Regions from separate parts of the Homo sapiens genome. Here region 2 is linked to region 1. Evidence: chromatin loops called from intact Hi-C (ENCODE). Cell type or tissue: dorsolateral prefrontal cortex. All regions are shown on one strand.

Region 1 (8,000 bases):
TGCACATTCTGCACATGTAGCCCAGAACTTAAAGTATAATAATTTAAAAAATAGTATGTGCAATAGGGAATAAAAGTTAATATTAAAAAAAAAATTACCATCTTCCAGGGCACATTCCTCCACACTGGCTACAATGACCTCTGGAGAGATCTTATCAACTACCTTGCTATCATCTATATTTATTGCTTATATTATTTTATTTTACTTATAGTAACACTAGTAAGGAGAAGGAGAGCAAAGAGGTGGGGAAAAGAGGAGAAGGAGGAGGGACACATTAATTTGGCATAACTTAGCGTGGCTCAGTGAACTCTTCTGTCTAGGCTGCTCCCCAAGATATCTTATTAAGAAAATACACTGAAAATATTTGGGGAAGGAAGTTGAAGAAAGTCAGATAACATACAGTTTCTTCAGCTATCATATTAATATTTTTAGGTGCATACCATGTAATTTTTCTGGTGTGGAGACCAACTGAATTTCCCCTTACTATTCTTACCTTAAATAAGATTACAATTGCATCTTAGTCATGTTTGTTTTAAGACCAAAACAGATGCTTAGCTACTATGTTTTAATTATTTGTGGTAACCAGGAATTGGACAGCTGATCTTTTGGTGAACTTATAAATTATAATGTTATGAAAATGTTCAAACAGGTAATCTTAACCTCTGTAGAGAAACTGTAGCAAAGATCCCTATGTTGATTACGAATTAGCAACCAATGACCTCTATCTATTTCCAGTGTTAAGTTTCTAGCATAAAAATGTTTATTATTGACGTGGGATAGAGCCCCTTCCATAACAGGAAGCAACCTCAACCACCACAAATGAAACTTGCCCTTTAAATTATTTTGAATCACAACAGCCAAGAGACTACTCATCTTTTTTTGTGTGTGTGGGGGGGTATCTTTTATCTAATTCTCAATTCTTCCTCCACCCTCCTGCCTTCCCCTTCAGTTTGCAGGCTGCAGGATGGAAGAGCTTCTATTCCTTAATCTCAGCAAAGTCATATGTATCCTTGTCCATGACACTGGAAAAGGAATATATATATAGGTGTAATTTCATTCTTTATTTTCCATTAACAATGTGTTTAACTAGACAAGAAGCTCTGTTACTGTCACCTTAAACTAGCCTGACTTTTTTCTGGCTCAACTTATCTCACTGTAAAACAGTTATAAGGTCAATGGTAGACTCGAGAATTTAATTAAGTGTGTAAGATGAAAGCTTTACAACTGCTTCCATTTTGCTTTGTATCAAGAACAAGAAACCAAATTTTTCTTAGGACTAAAATATAATACTAGCTTTCTGGAAAATAATTATTGTACATAATTTATAACCTCATTGCTATGAACCACCTTACCTAGTGCATCTGCTACTTTGATACTGTTCATGAGCTGTCAGCTGGGCTGGGGATTTGATTTGTTTTTCTGTTGCTGCTCCCTGATTTACTGTTGCACATTATTCCCAGAATCCTGATTTCATTTGCTTTCACTGATAATATGTATCTGCTAAGAAGTCCCAACTTTGTGTCTAAACTAAATGAGATCAGACAATTTGAAAGTAGTATGTATAATTTTAGCATCCTTTACAAGATCAGGTATTTATAGTTCTATTTCACAGAAGTATTTCCTGACCACAGGAAAGCTTCACTCTCACTGTAAATGAGTCTTCGGTGTGTGTCAGGGCCTCCGTTTTTGTGCAGGAAAAAAAAAAAAATCTTTACTCTACTTTGTTCTTCAACTATGTAGCCCTTCCCTGCCTCATGCACTAAACTGCTCATATGTCAGCATTAATAAACAGGTATAAATTATTAGTAGCAACGTACTCTGAGATCTCAATTCAGTGAGTGTGAAATACTAGGGAGGAATTTGTTACTTTTCTTCTCTTTAAATAATATATAGCCTAAGGAGCATGGAAGAATCTTTTCAGCCTCAGAAATGAGAACGGGGTTGAAATGATAGCTGAATCTTCTTCTAGTCTCTGATGCCTCACTCCATCTCCCATAAATATCAGAAGAGAGTCTGCATATTCTGGTAAATGTAGGCCAGCTGCTGTGACGCAGGAGGGAGAGCTGGGGCTTTGAGATATAAATTTTTCAAAGAGCTAAAAGTAGCTCCCAAGAACCTGCTTAACACAATCGCCTGCCCCGGCCTCAGAAAGCACTTCCATTGTCAGTCTCTACTGTGAAACAAGATGCTGCTTGCTTTGCCTACTCCAGTGGCTTCACCTGGCAGGGTGTGGCTGACTAGAATGAGCGGGATAGGGTAGACATCTCACTGCAAGTCCAAGATACCAAAATCAAATCCTATTTCAATTGCCACTTAGTTCTCCACATCTTAATGGAGAAATTTTTGAAACAGCAAATACTAACTTAACAAAGTGGCTAACTCCCCAACTAATCTATGTCCCCTTCAGTCTATACCAATTTGCACGACAAAACGATTAGGAAGAAAACAAATTGTCAATATAACAAAAAAAAAAAAACAAAAAACCCACTCTCCTTCAACTGCTAAAAACGCTAGCCCCTAAAACTCACATTTAAAGCTTCATCAGTTTCATTTCTCACAACACTCCCATAAGAGAGAAAAATAGATTTCCCAGTTTGTGAAAATCAGTGCTGTATTCATAAAGCTGGCAAAGACTCCAAATGAAGAAACACAAAATCAAGATCAGTACTAAACTAGATGTGGGTGGATCCTTGCCACCACTGTGAGAACTGCAGCCTGTTTACCATGCTAGTTTTGTTATTCTTAAGCGCCACTTCAAACATAATGTATAGCAAAGGACAAGATTCCAAATACATCAATGTTAAACATGTAATACCATACCACATCAAATTTACATGCAGCGGTTAGAGTGGTGAGTTTGGTATAATGCCTTGGATAACATACTAAAAGATAAGAGACTTACTAAAGGCAAATTATAAGGCAATTTAATTATAAGGCTCAAGCACACTGCACTTAGATCCTGTAAGTGAGAATGCTGCATCAAAATCCCTTATCCGCTTACCACATACCTTTCTGGGTCTAATGTCTGTGGCACAGTCGACCCTAAATGTGTACATAATAGTCCTGGATATTCTCTGCCTTACCCTCTCCTCATCGATCCCAAATCATCACAGTCACCTTGGAAATGCAGAGGTGCTATGAGTTCAAAACTAGCAAAAACAGAGAAAGCAGAAACAGTTTAGAAGAAGAGACTCCAGGGACAAACTGCCATAAATTATTTTATGCTGTCCCTTCACGTTTGTCTAGAATGTTTGAAATGGCTCATTTTGTTATGATACATTGCCTGAGATGTCATCAATTAGAGATCTGAGTTAACAAGTATTATGTGTTAAAAAAAAATCTACCTCCAGGGGGATCACTAGACTATGAAAAATACAATCAGATTGCTTTCCACTCTAACATCTATCAAAGAACCACAGAGAGGAAAAAATGGTTGATAGAGGCTAAATAATTTGGGAGCACTTTAGAACAACCTGGAAAGGTAATGTGTGCCCTTAGGACTTACATGACTTCCTAAAAACTTTTGGAAAATAAATACCAATTTTTCTAAATGGCCAAGGGTGGGCATGAAGGACACACTGAACAAGCCGATAATTAATAGGTCTCATCAACCAGTAACCTGATCTGTAAACACTTTGATGCTCCTGTAAAACTTACGGGATGGGACCCTCTGGCTTTAAAGAACTTCTGAGTTCATTAGTTTTCTTGGTACACCTAGGTGCATGGTTTGCCACTCTGAACTGTAGCAGCTGTGAGAGTATTCTGCATAAGGGACTACTGTAAAGGCCACTGGACTACATGAGAGAGCTGGAAAGATCAGAAATGTCAGTGGGCACTTGCTTTCCAGAGGATGTGTCTAAAGCCCACAGATACTAAAAGTTGGCATGCTCAGCCTCACAAAACTCCTGCTGCCTATGTATCTCTGTTCCCACCAACCTTAAAAATTCCTCTACCGACAAGCGAAGAAGCAATTTTAAAAAACTTTTGTTCCCGATAACCACTAGAGTCTGCCATTTTGTTCCCAGACCCCCTCCAAGGACTAATCTCCAGCTTGAAGGAAAAAAGGAGATTATAGATCTCAAAAAGTCACACAGCAAATAATCTTCAGGAGCACATAATCCAACTCTCTGGACTAGGGGCTGAGAGCCACAGAGTCAGTTATTCCCATCATTAATCTGCTAAATGGCCACTGTGCTACTCAAACTGAGCATCAATACACCAAGTTAGAAGGCCACTGAAACTCATTTGATCTTTGATGGCTGCATTGGTGGTTGTGTTGGATGAAAGACAGCAGCCACTGTAACTGAGCAAGTCCAGAGGTCCCCAAATTCACTAGGGACACAAATCACTCACATCTCACAGCTTAATCACCTAATCTCAAACATACGAGGCCAGGAAAGATGAAATTAGTAAAAAGAAAGCAGGGGCGAAAACCAATTCCTTTCTGTTCAATTTTGCCTAAAATCATTTCCATCCTAGGAAGAAGGAAGAAAGCTATTCTTCTTCCTTCTCCCTCCATATCTCAGGCCTCCTGCTCCTAGGAAAGAACAATTCAGTTCCATATGGGGTGAGTGAGCTTTGGTGGAAGAACCTGAACATCTAAACACTACAATAGAGTTTCCAGGAAAATGTGCTCCTAGACATAAACAGAAAACTGACAAAGCGATACTGGGGAAACCTGTGTGGAAACTGAGAATGTGCTGTCCATGTATGGGGACAGGGTGGGAGGTGGGAAGATGGAAAGCCTCACGATGGAAGCCAATAGATCCAAGAGGAATTTAAACATCCAACCCAGAGACCGGCGAGCTACATTCAAAACGTTTCCAATTCAGTTGAAGCTGGAGATCAGGAGGCAGCAAAGCTCTTGGCCTGCCAAGCAGACCAGACAGGGCACAGATGATTATAATTATGAAAACATGTCTAGAAAACCAGGGACAGCATGAACCAGGACGGACAACAGGAGAAGCTGAGGTGTGGCTGAACGGTACTGGTGTCAGAGGCGTTCGAACCAGAGCAACTCCATCTTGAGTGAGGGCTAGGAAAATGAGGCTGAGACTTGCTGGGCTGCATTCTCAGAAAGTGAGGCATTCCTAGCCTCTAGATGTTTATGGTTAAGGGAACAAATTAATCATGTTTACTAAACAGACCCAGACTTGGGAGTGTCCAGATATCCCGATATCTGGAGAACAAAGGCATTCCCAATTTTTCTTTGAAGATAATAATATTGATTCTTGCAAAATATAGCAATTGAGAAAATTAATCCTTTATCACAAACCCTTGTAACAGAGCCCATCTCCCCATATATACCAGCATTGTAGCTAGGGAACCTCCTACTCTGTCTGTGGAGTAGCTGTCCTTTCACCACTGTACTTTCTTAATAAATTTGCTTTTACTCTGCACTGTGGACTCGCCCTGAATTCTTTCTTGTGGGAGATCCAAGAACCCTCTGTTGGTGTCTGGATCAGGACCCCTGTCCTGTAACACTCGTACTCAACAGAAAGACGAAGGAGTCCGACAGAGACAGTCAAGTACCTGCATCGTTTCTCTACCTTACAAAGATTGCTCCCCTGTAACCTCTCCACCTCCTTCCACAAAACGATTTGACCTGAGGCATATCCTCCACTTTTTCTGATAAAGACAAACAAGGAAGGTGATAAAGGAACCAGTGGCTGTCAATTTTTAGAGTGTCACTGAGCACTTGGAGAGCTTGTTTAAAATTAAGAACGCCAGGCCCTGTCCCAAGAGATTCTGTGATACAAGCAGTTCTGGATCACACTTTGGCAAACACTGAACTGCGGTGAGGGCAGTAAAAAGGGTAATATGCTAGCTGGCATAGCAGCCCTACATTCATTCTGGCAGCGTAAAAGGTACACCGCACTTAGCAGTCCTCAGAGAGGTTTTGGGAAAGTTCTTTACACTCCTGTCCCACAGTACATTTTTGGGAGATTTAGGATGGCAGCTTAGATTAGTCTTGTATCAGGGAAGCCACCCTGGAGTTTGGTTAGTCCCAGACTTAACCAGTGCCCCTCTATACCCAGCCTTGAGTATGTAAGAAAAAAATGACTTGTCTTATTAAAAACTTTCAGTTTAAAAAAACTATAACAGTCTCATGAGCTAACATGTTCTGACAATTTTGCTTTTGCTCGTATAAGTTTTTCTCCCAGGTACCTTCATTTTATATGAAGGACAGCTCCAGTGATAAGAAAGGCCAGCTGGCAGGCTGCTCATCAAAACTCACCAGCAATAAAAGCTTAGCAGTCACCTAGGAACCAGCCGCCTCCTCTCTACCAATCAACGCACCACCACAGCAGTTTCCTCGGAGCTCAGGTACTCTTTGAAAGTGGAAAAAATAAAGGGTTTCCTAAATATCCCTGAAAAAAGACACCAAGTGCTTCCAACAGTGAGAAGTGGTGGTCTGAAAGGGAAGACTCGATTCAACTTTTTTAGTCCTAAAAGTAAGGAACTATTGCCCAAAAGGCATGAATAGTGGCAGAAGTCCAGAAGTGCCCTGGAGTCTTAAGCCGAGACTAAAGGTAGTTTGGTGGAGAAACTCTGAGCACTCCTAAGTTCTTGTCTGGGGTGCTCAGTCCCTGTAGGATCTCGGGCAAATCACTTAACCTCTCAGGCTCATTTTTACAAACCTGTGAAATGAGGGAACTCTTCCCTCCCATCCTTCCTCACAGGAAATGTTAAGGCTTACATGTCAGGAAACGTGTGACAACTTTCCATAAAATGTTGGTCAATAAACAAATACTTTTACGTAGGCCGGACGCAGTGGCTCATGCCTGCAATCCCAGCACTTTGGGAGGCCGAGGCGGGTGGATCATGAGGTCAGGAGATGTAGACCATCCTGGCTAACATGGTGAAACCCTGTCTCTACTAAAAAAATACAAAAAAATTGGCCGGCTGTGGTGGCGGGCACCTGTGGTACCAGCTACTCAGGAGGCTGAGGCAGGAGAATGGTGTGAACCTGGGAGGCGGAGCTTGCAGTGAGCCAAGATCCAGCCACTGCACTCCAGCCTGGACAACAGAGCAAGACTCCTTCTCAAAAAGAAAAAGAAAAAAAAGAAAACAAATACTTTTACGTGTACGAGTAATCTCACATGAGGGTCCCTTTGGAAGGGCTTGAACTTGCCTTAAATCTTCCTCAATCAAGTAAGTATTTTGTTTATTAGTCCTTGAGAGAATCTGAATATAAGATAGGTTCAATAGCACAAAAGGAAAGGAATTTTACCACTTTTAAAAAATATAAAGTGAAGAGGCTACCTCTGAGCACTGCAAGGATATGTGGTACATGAATATGCCTTGTTTAATTATAGAGAATTCCAAAACTGATACTATCTTTTGTTTTGTTTTTCCCATGTAAAAAGGTAGGAATGTTTCCCAAGCTATTCAGGACAGCGGATGAATGAGCAGTCACTTTGTTTTGACGTAGGTACAGCTGGAGCACTATGTATGTACTGTCTGAACTACTTTGACAAAAGTAGGCTTTTTAATGTAACAAGATAAGTCAACTTGAGTTGTACTATATTTTTGGGAATTCATTCACTACAACTTGTAACTGTAAACATTGTACTTCAAATGTTTTGTACTTTTCCTTCAATACAATTTTTGGGGGAAAAAAGATTAAAATTTTTTAAATAAACAAATATTTTATCATCATGAATGTTACTCCTTTAAACTTTTAAAAACTGAAAGAGCAAGTAGTTGTTCTACTTATTAATGACTTATCAATCTTTAAATTACTCCCCTAGAGAAATCTGTTAATGTCAATGACATTGATCAGAATTTAATAATCAAGTAAGAAAGGGGTATTTGTGTTTAAGGAATATAATTTATTTTTCTTTCTTTTTTTTATTTTTATTTTTAGAGACAGGTTCTCACTCTGTCACCTAGGTTGGAGTGCAGTGGCAAGATCATAGCTCACAGTTCACTGTCATCTTGAACTTCTGGCTCAAGTATCCTCCTGCTTCAGCCTCCCAAGTAGCTGAGACTACAAG
Region 2 (8,000 bases), 54 kb before region 1:
ACAGATGAGTCTCCTGGCTGCTGGTCTGTGATGGTATTACTACTTTTACTGTCCAGTGATATAAAAAGCAGGTTTCACATTGCCCAGTAGCTTTGCAGTCACTGTTATCTATCTAGTTCTTTAAGTTTAAACATTCTGTTACTTATACCCAACAAACTGAGTGGATTAAAACGGTATCTTGAACGGGAATAATTATTATTATCACTATTCATTTTAACTTCACTCTCAACAGTTACTTTTTACCTAATCCCCACAAACATTTTCATGAAGAACTTATCATTAAAAAAAGTATGTCAAAAGAGTCAGAGGAGACCCCCAACTCAGCAGAAGAAGCAATCCAGCCCTACAATGGAGGACAGGGCAGTTTAAGGCCCTAGAAAGCTACCTTCCTCTCTATGTCATGGGAATTTCTGTGCTGATGTGCATCCCCAAATAGAAACTCACCCACAGCACCAGTTAGAACAAGCAGGAGCCAGGGCTACAGCCAAGACAACCTCTATTTGTGGTACATAGAAGAGGGGTCATCTTACGGCAAACTTGATGATTACTGGGTTTTATCCCAAGAGAAAGAAGAGGCCAAGCGGCACTCATTAGGACCCCACTTTGTGAAGAGCAACACAGCCAATGTGAGGGCCAACAAGAGGGGTACATAATTCAGAACAATACAGTAGAGCATCAGCTCACTCCACTGGGATGCAAAGTTTCCCTCTCCTTTTCCAATGTAATGGATAAAGAAGAAGTGGTGCAGAAAATTGATCACTGCGAGCACATACAAGTTGATGGCAAAATAAGAAAGTGAACCCAGGGCCTTTCACACCACTTCTAACTCTATCTCAGCCACACATCTTCTCCTTCTCTCCCAAAAGGAAATTTTTTATCTAAAACCCCCAAAGTACCTTTGGCACTTGGCATAATATTCATCATTCTGTTATAGACATAAAAACAACAAGGAGCAATAATTTATGTTTGGCAGCAAGATTGCATGCTCTTTCACTGCCAAGGTCCTGAGGCTTTCATCAGTAAGGAGTTTCCAATCTCCAGAACAAGAAGTGCTACTGGCATTTGGGTGGAACAGTTCTTCCTTGTGCAGGGATGTGTCCAGTATTGCAGAACAGTGTTCACTAAATTCCAGTAGCCATTCCCAGTCACAATCAAGATTGCCCCACCACATTTCCCAGGCTGCCTCTAATTGTGAATCACTGGATCACTGGACCACAGCTATGCATTCTGTCTCATTGGCTGAGTCTCCACTCAATGCTTAACCAAGCACATTACACTGTGTTAACACAGTACTCAATATTTCCAAGGACAAATTCAGGATCTCTCTCCTCTCCCTCCACCAGCAACCTCTCCAGATCTCCTTATTTCTATAATAGAACCCTGACCCAAGAGCTCTGAGTTATCTTTGACTCTTCCTACCAGCCCCAATTTTCTTTTCCATCTTGCCCTGATTTTCTACTCCTGTTACCATCCTCTTGCCTGAAGAACTCTTAGCTTGTCTCTTAAATGGTCTCCCTCCTTCAGAGCATCCTGAAACTACTTCTACTGTCTTCAACTCTATTTATGCATTATTCATGCTTAGAAATATTTAAAGGACTCTCTATTGCCTAGTAAATTAAATGCTTTGACCTAGAATTTGAGAATTTTTATAACATGACTCCATTGTCTTTCCTGGCACACCACTGCCACTCCCCCCAAAATACCTATTCTCCAATCTGTATATTCTTCCCCAACCAGGTTCCAATCTCAGCCATATGTTTTCCCCATCACTTCCAATTAAAAAACAAAAAAAAAGGTGTCTGTCTGAAATATCTTTCCACACTCCTACTCAAATCACATCAGTTTGGGGGGTCCCTCTCGTGTAGCTTTGCCAACTTCTTTAATATAAGATTTCTTTCTCCTTTTATCTGCCCTTCCACACACAGTTTATACTTGGTTATCCTAACATACTTCTCTTTGTGCTCATTTATCCGCTGTAGTGAAAAAACATCCTGAGGTTGTTTGCCACGTGGTGAGACAACCTGACTTCTATTTAGGGATCCCTTTCCCCCCAACTCTCAGTCCATTAAAATTGGGCGAGGCCTCCCTCAAGGCCCCAAGGGTAGAGAAGAGGATCCCAGCCTAGGACAGGTAGCATATTCCATCCCCCAGCCACAGTGATGGGTTCTTGGATGTGGACATTGTACAAGTCAACAAGACAGTGCTGGGACAGAACTCAGTCCGTGAGTTTTCTTCAAGAACTGGGAAGAGCACTGAATAGGGAGGATGGAGAGCTGGATCCACTGCAGGACACAGAGCTGAAAGGTGAGAGACCTTGTCTTGGCAACAATGCCACGCAAAACCTAGTCTTATACTTGAAATTTTCAGTGACGTGAGTAAAAAATATTCTCTTCTTGCTTAAGGTCCCTCACAATCACAGAGTCCTGCTACACCATCCTTTCTATTGTCTACTGGCTAGTTAAGCAGAATGTCTGATCCTGACTCATGTTTCCCTCTGTGCATAGCTCAACTGAGTTACTGTACATGAGACACATGTAGATAGACATACATGCATTGTACTTGTTAAGTACTGGTACTCAAGAAATATTTTTGACATGAATTAGAGAATAGATAGTTTAATTGTGAGGAAAAAGAGGAGTTAATTTTAGCCCTTTGCAGTCTCTTTAGTCATCACCTTATCACTTGTAGTCAGTAGACACTGAAAAGCTTTCATTAGCAAGTTTCAAGAAGGCTTTGGATTCACAATTAAACTCTTCTGTGAAAACCCATGCCTGCTTTCAGGACTGCTTAAGTACTAGTGGCATATGGTAAAGCAGGTGTTTGGCAGCCAATGTTTTTTAAAAGATCTTTTGAAGACCACAAACTTGTTTATCTTTCTAAAATTAGGTGGAATGTCACAATTTTAGCTTGGCCTCCCCAACCCTTTCAATTACATATTAATTTCATCCTTTTTAGGAGCCATAGGCTTATAGGTGCTGCCAAAAGAGATACAGTTATGCTTGTATTGTTCTAGGCGAAAGTAAGCTTCACAGTTGCTATTTGTGCCCTAGAGCATAAATGCTTTGGAAAAATAAGCACATATGTGCTCTGCCACATTGCAATATTGTGGACTCATTCACAGTGGAAACCACCGGCAGACCATCTCCCTAGAGATCTCACAGAGTATTGCTCATTCTGGGATTAACTGACCATGGTTCAAGCCCTCAGGCTTGCAAGCTCAAAAACATATTGTGGCATTCCTCCAAACTGAATATATCTTCAAAGACGGACTTTCATAAAACAAGCTTACAGACCAAAACAGAAATTCAAAATGTGAGTTTAATTTACAATAAAAAATAACTATCACAAGAATCAGAAAACTTAAAGTTCCCCTAATCACTACATTCTCTCCTGTAGCTAAGCTATATGGAAGACAAACCATGGTCATTAAGATTGCTTGGGTGAACACTGAAATCAGATAAAAAGGGACTTACATGCTCTTACCAAAGGTATTTCAGATGAGACACCTTAAGAGACTGTTCCCATAAAAATCCAAGAAAATTGACCACCACTCCCATCCCATGGAAAGAACTACCTGCACAATGTCCAAGTTCTCACTTTTTCTGTATGCCTTCTAACTACCTTCTCTTCAGGGTGGGATACATAATTTGCAGGGCTTAATCCAAAATAAAAATGTGAGTTTCCTTGCTGAAAAAAATAGGATGAAAGTGCCATTAAAGGCACCAAAGTATAAATTTTTTCCTTTCTTCTGTGTCTCTCTTTCAACCTCTCATGGTGCTTTTAAATTGCTATTAATATCAAACTCCCTTGAGCACAGGGATACTCACAGGGCCAATATGGACCCTCATAGGCATGCAAGGGCCTTGTCCCATGATCAAGGGCATAAGTGTGCAACCCATCAGCTATAGGGCTCCCCCTTCTGCAAGTTATTGGACTGACGGTGCCAACCCAGAGGTGGCGGGCCTGAGCCAGGCATCTCCCCTTGCAAAGGAGCATGCTGCCCTGCTCATGGTGGACAGGCAACTCCAAGGGATTACAACCTCTGTGCTGGGATGCACTCAGCACCTGAATCAGGAATGAGTGGGAGGCTTGCCACTGTTGCTTGCTGAAAGAATGATGGCACTGCCAGCTGGGAGTGGGGACAGCCAGCACCATGCCTACAAGATACCACAGGGTATTCATAGCAGACATTGACCCTCCTGCTCCCAGACTCCAACTAGGGACAGAGGGTAATAGTGGTTGCTTGATGGTGGTGTCAAAGGGAGGCCAGGAGAGACAAGGGTACCAGGGGGCAGGGGAGCTGGCTGCTGAGCATCTGTCCTGGGAGGCAAGGAGGTGACAGAAGGCAGAGCTCCATGCTGCTGACGCATGCTCCACTGTCCTATTGGACTTCACTTACAAAATCACAAATTCAAGAATAAAATCACTAAGAATTCAAGATAGCAACCACAGAGCACTGAGCCCCAAATGCAGAGCCTTTCTGAGTGGGATGCCCTATGTGACTCACTGGTTACACATCGCAACACCAGCTCCACTTCTCTGACTTTTTGTTTCCTTCTCAGTGTCCTTGGGTGTGACACAACTCTAACATGCAAATATAGTCCAGTTTTGCCAACAGCTACAACTCGTTGGCTTACCTCGAGAAAACTAAGGTGTCCCTTTAATGAACAAATTATTTTCAGACTAGTATTTTAAAAGCTAAGCAACATCCACAATGTGTGTTGATTTCATAGTTGTAAAAAAAAAAAAAAAAAAAAGCACCCTCATTTATCGTGTTTCCAACCCTGGTGGTAGCCTCCAAATACTGACAACATAGACAACTTGACAAGCATAACAATAATATGGGATTGAAACATGCCTTCATAATGCATTAATCTCTAATAATTTATTTACTCGATGGATATTTAATAAATCTTGTGTGTCTACATGCCAGGCATTATGCTAAGCTCCATGTTACAAAAATCAAGAATTATACAACTCCTTGAAGAATGAAGACTGCTCACTGAAATAGAGAAGACAGACACAAAAATTGACACTTTAGTTTGATAAGTGTGACAGAATCAATTGCCATGGAACACAAAGGGAAAACATCTAACCCTGCTGAGTGGGACAGGGAGGAGGTTTACCAGACCCTTCCCATTTAGTAGAAACATCTTTCTCAAGAAAACCGATAGTACCTTGGAGTTACAGTCCTTTTCCTACAAACTTTCAGAATCCAGTAAGTGAGAACACACCATCACCTCTAAAGTATAAGTCTTACCAAAAATATCAAACCCTAATTTGCTCATGCCTCCAGTTTCAACTACCAATTTACAAGAAATACAGGGGACAAGGAAACATATTAACCAAACCATAAGGGACACATTCAGCAAAATCCAAACTGTGGGAAATTATACTAGGAAAAATAACTCAATTTCTTTGAATCTTAAATTGCAATGTGGAGGAACACTTATTAAATAAAAAGAGACTTTAAAAATACATCAGCCACTTGCAAAGTGTGGACCTTCTGTGAAAGGTTTTTGAATCTTTTGAGGGGGAAAAAACATGACATTAATGAGACCAAGATATTTAATGAAATTAAGGAACCGTTCATTTTTAGATGTTATAACAGTGATGTATGTATGGTTAAAAAGGCAAGACAGAGTAATGGCTGAGGGTCCAGGCTTTGAAATCGTTTTCTGATTGGAAGTATCTCTTCTGAGACTGGGTAACAAAAATTTGGGTAAGTTTCCAGGTAAGTTTGGCTTTATGTCCTCTCTCTAAAATGGGAAATAATAATAGTTGTTGCTTCATTAAGTTGTTGGAGGTTTATAAGCTACAGCATGAAGAAGTGCTTAGTATAGTGCCTGGTTCACAGTGAGCACTCATTCCATGTATATTACTATTAAGATGTTTAGGAACTTTTTAAAACCTTGCTATTGATTCCACTCAGCTCAGTTACTCTAATATCTGAACTAGGTTACTCCTCTTGCAACTTCCATATACTGCACACTCATTAAGTGTTCAAAACTTAAGGTTTTTCTTTAGAATTTATGTTTAAAATGACTTTGCTCACAATCTCTCTCAGGTTGCTTACACAGCGTGATCCTGAAGGCTGCCCAGCACACCCTGAACCTGCAGGACTGCACTTAATGGGAGTTCACTATTCACTCTGCGGTCCCTCCTCACAGTCACCCTATTCTGCTCCTGCCCTCCCAGCAGCCAAATCCACAAATCCCTGTTCTTATCCTTCACTGCCCTATAGACTTAGATAATACCATCCCAGGAATCAAGGGGTCTCCAGAAAATGGCTCTTGTTCATCTCCTAAACTAAGTCTTTTTGGGTACAACCTATTTTGGTTCATACATTCACCCCCTAATACACCCCATGCCAGGCACCGCCCTCCCCAACCCCGGGGAGTGGCAAGTTCATACTTCATTCACTCCACATGCCAAATCACAGAGGACTCCGAATGTACAGGCAGGACTTTCAACTTCATCTTGAAAACTATGAAAGTGATGGAGGGATTCAAGCATGAAAGTTAAAGATTCAATGCGGTAAGCAACCCTCCGGCTGTACTTTGGGTAGGTAGCAAGATGAAACTGTTAGAGGTTCTGTTGCAGGATTCTAGGTCAAAAGTGAGGCAAGTCTGAATCAACCCAGTATGGTTGGAGAGCAGGGGAGAAGAGGACAGAGTTATCAGTCAGCAAGGAGGAAGGGCCAACAGGGCTGAGTGTGATTACTGAGAGGAGGAAAAGTCCAGAATAACTCCCCACTTTCTTAAGAGTGGGATCACAAGAGAAAGAGCCATTGGAGAAAAGAAAATATCAAAAAAAGAAGAGTTCTATTGGAGCACCGAGTGTGAGGTATCTGTGAAATACTGAAGTGGGGGTCTCCAGAAAGGTGTGGCTTAGAGAAGCTGAGTTGGGAGCATAGCACACAGCTGAAACCAGAAAAAGAAGAATATCAGGTCAAAGACAAAACATGGTAGAACATTGTCTTGGTCCGTTTTACTGCTATAACAAAATACCTAAGACTGGGTAATTTTAAAAGAACTGAAATTCATTTCTCACAGTTCTGGAGGCTGGACGACCAAGATCAAGGTCCCAGCAGGTTTGGTGTCTAGTGAGGGCAAGGTCTCTCTGCTTCCAAGATGGTGCCTTGTTGTGTCCTCACAGGTGGAGGTGGAAGGCAGGGGGATGAGACAGCAGAGACGGCTCTGCACCCTCATGACTTACCTCCTATAGGCCCCACCTCTTAACATTATCACATGGTGATTAAGTTTCAACACCAAATTTTGGGTGATATCCAGACCATAGTAAACATCAACACATAACAAGGGGACCGAGGAAGGCGTGTTTAGGAAAGCTACTGGGAAGGAACTGGCCAGAGACATGATCATAAGGAAAATAAGATGATGTATCACCATAAAAGCCAAGGCTTACAAAAGTAATTCGTAAAACAATAAAAATGAGGGTAAAGAAGAAAAATGTGATCAAAAGTGTGAGGGAGGAAGATATTTAGAAAAATAAAATGGAGACCCAGGCATGGTACCACGCATCTGTAGTCCCAGCAACTCAGGAGGTAGACACTTTCAAAACACAGGAAGCTATTCCCTGAATCAATTCAGAATTAGCTTGCATCATACATACCACACTATTCGTAACTCTTACCAATACCAAATATGGCACCTATAATTTCCCCACTATATCTCACAAAAATAGTGTGAGAAACATGGCAATTTTTGTGGGTTTTGTAAAGGGTCTGGTGATAGTCTAGATTGGGATACTGGCTACGTGGAACATGTCTGGTAGGAAAGTTATGAATAAGGAAGGAAGGAAGCTTAATAGAAGGGCAAAGAGCAATTCTAAACGTGAGAAAATGTTCTAGAAGTTCTAGCTGGAGCGTTTACATGGAGTCACAACATTTCTCTATGCAAACTAAATGGTATTTTCACAGCTCTCCAGAGCCTCCCTGCTGAGCTGCTTGCATGTTTCCTAACCTTGATGTCAGCCAGTGG

Evidence for each region. Peaks named below come from ENCODE experiments on the same cell type or tissue, not always from the same donor. Only the 100,000 strongest peaks of a DNase experiment are listed, where the experiment ranks them.
Region 2: it touches region 1 in a loop (7-fold over the local background); 5 of 110 quality-filtered maps call a loop at or near these places.

Annotation. Positions count from the first base shown.
Region 1 is chr2:196,532,588-196,540,587 of GRCh38, forward strand. All of the region lies in intron 1 of HECW2 (HECT, C2 and WW domain containing E3 ubiquitin protein ligase 2), which reads right to left. Among named protein-coding and RNA genes, the nearest start is that of HECW2, 57 kb to the right of the region's middle. In dorsolateral prefrontal cortex, a CTCF peak has its summit at 3,359; a DNase peak (open chromatin) is centred at 2,124; H3K4me3 peaks cover 810 bases; H3K27ac peaks cover 5,787 bases.
Region 2 is chr2:196,478,358-196,486,357 of GRCh38, forward strand. All of the region lies in intron 1 of HECW2 (HECT, C2 and WW domain containing E3 ubiquitin protein ligase 2), which reads right to left. Among named protein-coding and RNA genes, the nearest start is that of HECW2, 110 kb to the right of the region's middle. In dorsolateral prefrontal cortex, no CTCF peak of the experiment used is centred here; no DNase peak of the experiment used is centred here; H3K27ac peaks cover 2,275 bases.